2 separate regions of the Homo sapiens genome follow, and region 2 is linked to region 1. A link is a contact called in ENCODE Hi-C or POLR2A ChIA-PET data. All regions are on one chromosome and are shown on one strand. The core of a region is the stretch at or near the end of the contact, and the rest is flanking DNA. Distances in the headings are between cores, read along the strand shown.

Region 1 (3,616 bases), core at 755-3,254:
GTTGTGTCATTTTTTTTTTTTAGTTTTCAGTTAGTGATAGCAGGAGAGTTAGTCCAGTATCAGTTAATCTGTCATGGCCAGAAGCAGAAATCTTATAAAACATTTTGAATCATTATTTTTGAGAAATAAAGCTATAATACAGAACCATAGACTCTGTATGACAGTAGAGAAATAATCTTGTCCAACACACTTTTTCAGAAGATGAGAAAATACACAAGCTCAAGTGACTTGTAGTAGATTGCACTATGAGTTAGTCATAGTCTACATCTCAGGTTTTTGCCACTATTCTTTTCCCTATAGTAATCTTATGAAAAATGCTCCTGTGTTTGAAACATAATTTTAAACTGTCATTAAAAAATTTTTTAGAATTCTTATGATTTAAACATCCTCCCCACTCCTTTTTTCTTACATAAATACTATTATTAATCTTGCTGTTAACACAGGCATGAAGAAAGAATCATTTACAAGTATATTTTAGAATAATTGACATGCTGTGGAACTATATATTTCCACAGAAGACAGAAAAGAAAACAGTTCCTTTAATATAATTGGTTTTTTGTTTGTTTTTCCAGTTTATTTTCTTTGCTGTCTAAAAAACACAACAAAGTTCTGGAACAAGCCACACAGTCCTTGAGAGGTTCGCTGAGTTCTAATGATGTTCCTCTACCAGATTATGTAAGTAGTTACCTTATTCATCAATAAAAAATTTTCCTTTCAGCCAGGCACAGTAACTCCTGCCTGTAATCCCAGCACTTTGGGAGGCCGAGGCAGATGGATCACTTGGTCGGGAGTTCAAGACCAGCCTGGCCAACATGGTGAAACCCCATCTCTACTAAAAATGCAAAAATTAGCCGGGTGTGGTGGTGCACACCTGTAGTCCCAGCTATTTGGGAGGCCGAGGCAGGAGAATCACTTGAATCCGGGAGGCAGAGGTTGCAGTGAGCTGAGATCATGCCCCTGCACTGTAGCCTGGGTGACACAGTAAGACTCTGCATCTCAAAAAAATAATAAATAAATAAATTATTTCATTGTAAAATTTATAATAGCATTACCCCTCTCTTCTCAAGATTTTACTGTGCTGAAAATCTTTGCTGCCCAAGAAACCTCTAATATGCAAATAGAAGAATGATGTCTCAAATCAAGGGAACAAGTTGTAAATGATTGTTAACAAGTGGTTGAAGAAAATCAACCTTAAACCAATAATTTGTACATAATTAAGAATCTTTATATCTGAGTTGAGAAACCCACTCAAGCTAATAACACAAAAACAAAAGCAGGGATGATTTTATAGGAAGTATGCAAAGATTCCTTATTGAACTTAAGGGGAGCAAGTACACCTGGATTTCCCAGAGATCTGGAACCTAAAATTGAAAAGCCATTGGGTCCTGTTTTGGGGGTCATTTCGTTTCTGGTCTCTGCTTCCTTTTGCTTCTGCTTTATTCTGCTGCTGCTTTCTACCATCCAGGTTTATCTGTTTGCTTACTTGGACCTAAAATAGCAACCCCAGCCCTTCCTCTTCTTCCCTCCAACCTTGTGAGTGCAGTGCCTTTAGCTGTCTTAAAGTCTTAAAGTCCTCATTCTCAATTCCTGAGAAAGAGAATCTAATTGGCTCTGCTCTCATCAGGGTGTGACTCCAGTCTTACCAGACATGGTCAGAAGAGAGCAGCAGTAACATGTGGCCTTTGTTCCATCCACCTTAATGACGAAGAGTTTATTACCAACTGCTACGGTTGAATGTGCCATCCAAAACTCATGTTGAAACTTAATCCCCAGTGTGGCAGTATTGAGAAGTGGGACCTTGAATAGGTGATTGGATCCCTTATAAATGGATTAATGAATTCATGGATCAATAGATTAGTGAGTTAATGGATTAATAGGTTAGCATAGGAGGGGAACTAGTAGCTTTATAAGAAGAGGAAGAGAGACTTGAGCTAGCATGTTAGCATGCACTGTGTGATACCCTGCATCATCTTGGGATGCCACAGAGAGTCACCACTAGCAAGAAGGTTCTCACCAGCTGCATCTCCTTGACCATGGCCTTCCCAGCCTCCATAACTGTATAAATTCCTTTTTCTTTATAAATTACCTAGTTTCAGGTATTCTGTTCTAACCGACAGAAAATGCACTAAGACATCACCTGACCTTAGAGGATGCTGATGGAATAGAATAGAAACAGCACAGGGGTGAGCATAATATAATAATAGGAAAGAGAATGTGTTATAAATTTTCTTAAAGTAGTGTGACTACCTGTGACATTTCTTATATTTTGGAATATGGCTTTGATGAAGATGCTAAAAATTATCTTGCCATTAACCACAGGAGAAGTTCATCAAGTTCTAATAAGGACAGCTCTAAATCTCCAGACAACAACATAGTGGATTGGTATTTAGAAACTTTATTAGAGAACTCTTTAGTTCTGAGTTTGCAGTGATGATGCATACCAGACAGCTGTAGAGTTGCCTTGCTTCTTTCCTGTGGTTTGTTTCATTTCTAAATGGTTGTCCTGATATGAGACTGTGGGAACAGTACCCAGTCCAGATATCAGTCAATGATAAACAAAGATAGCTGTGTGCAGCCACAGCCTGACTGGTGCTAGTTTTTTCTCGTGTGTGTGTGGGTATGTGATGTCACAATCTGTCATCCCCTTAAGGTATTAAGTTTATAATTCCAAAATGTATCTTTTAAGATTTTCCTGTTAAGTTGAATGTTCTAATTTTTTAATTAGCATAACAGCTCGCTTAATTCTACACTTGCCATACCTGTGATAAGAAAAATATATCTAGTAACTGTTTAGAAACCCTATCGGGGCCAGGGTGGCAATGGGGAGTTGGGTTTACCAAAAACTTGAATTTGGGTCATCTGCAAATGTTTTGTTATTTATAAGCAATTATTATTTGATTTATGTAGTATTCCTGTGCCATTTACTCCACAAAAATGTGTTGAATATGTATAGTTCTGAAGTTCTGATGTTGCCTTAGTAGCATTCTTCTTTAATCAGAGATCTATAAAATTAATATTTGAGGAAATAGGTCATATTTACTGGTATTTGCCAACCATGGAGGTAATTATGCCATGATAGGACAATTTGAATTTGTAACAGTCCTGTGAATTCTGCTACTGAAGTTTACAGATTTTAGAGTCACTGATTGAATATTTTCTTCTTGTATAAAATTTTCACTAAGTAAAAATGAATTTCTTAAAGCATCTGCTTCTAGAAATAGTGGGAAAATTCCATTTGGAATCTGTCATTGACAATCCTTTTTTTTTTTTTTCTTAACATTTATGTGTATGAGACTTTGTAAATCACAACATTTTCCAAATGGGTTTATGAACTTGAATTTTGCTGCCTTTTCTCAGATTTAATTGAAGAGAATGGTTAGCACTGATTCAGTAGGAGAGATGACTGTGAATCACTCCTGATAGAGACCTGAAAGGTGATTAAACAAACAGCAGTAACCTTAAAAATAAGCACCGTTGTATGTTCTTTCATGATACTTCAATGTTTTGTTGGTCATTCCCATTGCTCAAAACACTGTTGTATAAGTGATTTACACATTTGAAACCATTTTCTCTTTTACATTAGTCATTAACTGGGAAAATGAACATGTTCCTTCCT
Region 2 (3,779 bases), core at 265-2,764, 290 kb after region 1:
TGTACACACAACGCAACCCTCTCCAACCACACATACCCCGCTCCCTGCGTGCGTGCGTATATACCACATCCCCCACCCCCACACAACACACAACACAACCCTCTCCAACCACACATACCCCGCTCCCTGCACGTGTGCGTATATACCACATCCCGCACCCCACACAACACACAACGCAACCCTCTCCAACCACACATACCCCGCTCCCTGCATGTGTGCGTATATACCACATCCCGCACCCCACACAACACACAACGCAACCCTCTCCAACCACACATACCCCGCTCCCTGCACGTGTGCGTATATACCACATCCCCCACCCCCACACAACACACAACGCAACCCTCTCCAACCACACATACCCCACTCCCTGCATGTGTGCGTATATACTACATCCCGCACCCCACACAACACACAACGCAACCCTCTCCAACCACACATACCTCGCTCCCTGCGTGTGTGCGTATATACCACATCCCGCACCCCACACAACACACAACGCAACCCTCTCCAACCACACATACCCCGCTCCCTGCGTGTGTGCGTATATACCACATCCCGCACCCCCACACAACACAGTCACACTCCACACCCAGAGAGTCTCACATGCAGCGCCCAGGTTGTGTCCTACACAAGGGTGCCCAGCTGTGGGTCTGAGGCAGCTCCCAGGGTTCTGGGGCAGGGCTGGGCACCTGGAGGAAGGGCACCTCCTAACTGGCACGAAGGTGCCCTCCGCACTGGCTAAGACTCTGGCACCCATGACCACAGAGCACTCCCCACCCACCTCCAGGCCTCTCTAGACAGTGAGACATCAGGCCCCTGAGGACCCCCAGCCCTCCCCACTGGAAGGCCCTGCCCGTGCCCCACCCTGTATTCCTCCCTGGCCCTGAGTGCCCTGCCTCGAGTATGTGGCTCCAGGCACAGCTGGCTCTTCCCTCCCCAAGCCCCTCAGTCCCTTAGTACCTGGACCATTCCCTTCATCCCCCACATGCTTATGGGGCACCTGCTGGGGCCAGGCCCTGGCTTAGTGCTGGGGAGACAGAGGGGACGAAGTCACGCTCATCCTCAGCAGGCATCTGCCATCTACACACCAATGGCCATGCCCAGGGAGCAGGACTGTGGCAGAACATCCCTGGCAGCTGTGGGAGCCCCGAGGGGTGATCTGTAACCCTGACTAGGGAGCAGTCAGGGAGAGCTTCCTGAAAGAGGTGGCAGTAGACAGAGGCACGTGCTTTCTAACTTCTGTGACTCACTGCATGCTGAGCTCTGCCCCTTCTCACCAGAAAGGGAGGCCATGGTGTGGATCAGAGACAGCCCATCTGCAGACCTGTGATCAGGAACAGTGAACCTCTGTGTTGCAGTTCCTGAGATTTGGGGCTTGTTAGTCACACAGTGACATGGCAGTAGCTAGGCAACACGGACCCTGAGCCCCCTTTCCAATCTGGCGACACACCTCATGAGTTACAGTCCCTCCCCACCTGCTCAGCCTCAGCACTTCTCCTTTTCCTCTAAGCTGCACCCGGCTGAGCCTTGCCCTGGCTGAACAGGACTGCACTGATGACGCGCCTGGGCCATGAGCCTCCCTCCCACCCATTTTGTTTGCCTTTGAGATGCCTTTGTGTCGTATGTTCTGCTGGGTCAGCAGGAGATTCAAGAGCCCTGACCTGAGCTCCCTGCACATTTCTGGGAACTGGAGGTGATGGAGTGGGCCGGGTGCCTTGTGTCTGATGTGTAGGTGGCATGATGTCAGGAATGGGGCAGAAAAAGGCTTCCAGGCTCCCGAGACACATTGAGTCCCATTGAGCATAGATGGCTATTAGGGACTTGTCTCTAGCACAGGGAGAAGGAGGCTGTGGCCCCTCTGAGAGGCCTTCTTTCAGTTCAGCTCCTAAGGATGGTCTTCCGGAAGCTCTCTGCATGATCTTTCACTTACCCAAGAAACATCAACATTTGCCCCCGAATGACACAGAATCACACTGGTGGTTAGGCTGACACAGCGTTTACACGGATTTGAAACTCTGTAGGTGTGACTGCTGGCTGCAGAAACTCCACTGAGTGCTGAAACATTCTAAGCCACAAAAAGTAAGATTTTAGAGTGTGCAGAATTGCAAGGGTCTGTGTATGCATACAAGTGTTGTTAAAATTGGCTTCTCACCTGCTTTAATCACACTTTTGTTATTTGGGGGAAATGCTATAGAATAAGTCTCTTTTCACCTTGCTAGCCTGTCTTGGTTCCCACTGGAAGTTTTCTTCTTTTGGCCTAGGTGGGTATTTGGGTTTCACCTGATTTGTTCTGGGAAGGGAGGGGAATGGTGGTCCTTCCTCTCTGGGGCTGGAAAGTGAAGCTTCGTCAAGCCCTGAATGGTCCCCATTGGAAGGCCTGGGCCAGGTGTTGGCTCTCTGTAGCACAGCAGATGCCACAGGCAGGGACCCTGCACCAGGACCTACCCAGAGTTGGGCTAGGCCTATGAGAGGTTGTCTGTTGTCTGGAAATTCCAGCTCCCAGGAGACTGACCATGCCAAGGTGGTTAAGGCATTGTCTCCTTTGCTTATTTCCTTATAGCACCCCCAGCACAAGGTGGGACCCAAGTAGGGGTTCACTTGAAAGACGTGGGCACAGGTGATGAGACTAGGAGACAGAGCATCACCCTTGAACCATCTCTGCTTCAGGTCAGCTGTGGGATCCTGGCCATATTATTATTATTATTATTATTATTATTATTATTATTATTATTATTATTATTATTTGAGATTAAGTCTCGCTCTGTCACCCAGGGTGGAGTGCAATGGCACGGTCTTGGCTCACTGCAATCTCTGCCTCCTGGGTTTAAGCGATTCTCCTGTCTCAGCCTCTCGAGTAGCTGGGATTACAGGCTGCGCCACCATGCCCGGCTAATTTTTTTGTATTTTTGTAGAGATGGGGTTTCACCATGTTGGCCAGGCTGGTCTTGAACTACTGACCTCAAGTGATCCACCCACCTTGGCCTCCCAAAGTGTTGGGATTACAGGCGTGAGCCACCATGCCTGGCCTCCTGGCCATATTATTTATTATTTTTTTTTAGAGACAGGTCTTGCTCTGTCACCCAGCCTGGAGTGCAGTGGTGCGACCACAGCTCACTGCAGCCTTGATTTCCTGGGCTCGAGTGATCCTCCTGCCTCAGCCCCCTGAGTAGCTGGGACTACAGGTGTGTGCCATCACGACCAGCTAGTTAAAAATATATATATTTTTTTGTAGAGATGGGGTCTTGTCATGTTGCTCAGGCTGGTCTCAAACTCCTGGGCTCAAGTGATCCTCCTGCCTCAGCTTCACGACGTGCTGGGATTACAGGCTTGAGCCACTGTGCCTGGCCTGGCCATATTGTAAGACTTAATCTGTCACCTGGGACTGATTCCACCCATGGAATGGATGCCCCCATGGGTTGCAGGAGACTCAGGACTCTGCCTGGGAGCCAGGGGATGCCCAGTGAATGGGGAGGCTGAAGATGGAGACCAGTTAGAATTATGGGACACTGAGCAGGAAGCACAGACCTGCACTCCACAGGCCTGGATCAGGGGACTCAGGCACAAAGGTGGCCTGGGTCCTCAGCCTGGTCCCCATACCCACCCACCAGTCCCATCTTAGGACTAAGAAGGCAGCAATTCGAGGCCTGGTCTTTGTGCCTACAGGTCCCATGACATGGGATTGTTACTCTGCTTCTGTGAGCCTGTCTCCCTTCTTTACAATGGTGTCAAAAACATGTCACCTGGCAGCGCTGTCGTAAGGATCGAACATAGTCATA

What was found. Hi-C counts contacts between places; a loop is a spot of excess contacts on that map. ChIA-PET counts read pairs that join two places held with the same protein, here RNA polymerase II (POLR2A). Pooled maps may share reads with other maps.
Region 2: a map with no recorded cell type shows a loop between it and region 1 (9-fold over the local background). The contact joins two enhancer-like sites. A Hi-C loop is called at or near these places in 2 of 168 maps with a recorded cell type or tissue (dorsolateral prefrontal cortex and head of caudate nucleus), 7 of 37 single-sample maps with no recorded cell type and 12 of 50 pooled maps. POLR2A ChIA-PET finds 5 or more read pairs at or near these places in 1 of 52 experiments (HEK293).

The regions. Positions count from the first base shown.
Region 1 is chr18:49,160,744-49,164,359 of GRCh38, reverse strand. It overlaps DYM (dymeclin), which reads left to right. Exons shown (of 18, transcript NM_001353214.3): 15 at 573-675. Among named protein-coding and RNA genes, the nearest start is that of MIR4744, 110 kb to the right of the region's middle. RefSeq lists a silencer at 2,453-2,512. Within about 2 kb of position 2,004, at least 2 of the 41 ENCODE cell types and tissues checked have a DNase peak (open chromatin) inside an H3K27ac peak, as active enhancers do.
Region 2 is chr18:48,866,791-48,870,569 of GRCh38, reverse strand. No RefSeq gene overlaps it. Among named protein-coding and RNA genes, the nearest start is that of CTIF-AS1, 27 kb to the right of the region's middle. RefSeq lists an enhancer at 1,772-1,881. Within about 2 kb of position 1,514, at least 8 of the 41 ENCODE cell types and tissues checked have a DNase peak (open chromatin) inside an H3K27ac peak, as active enhancers do.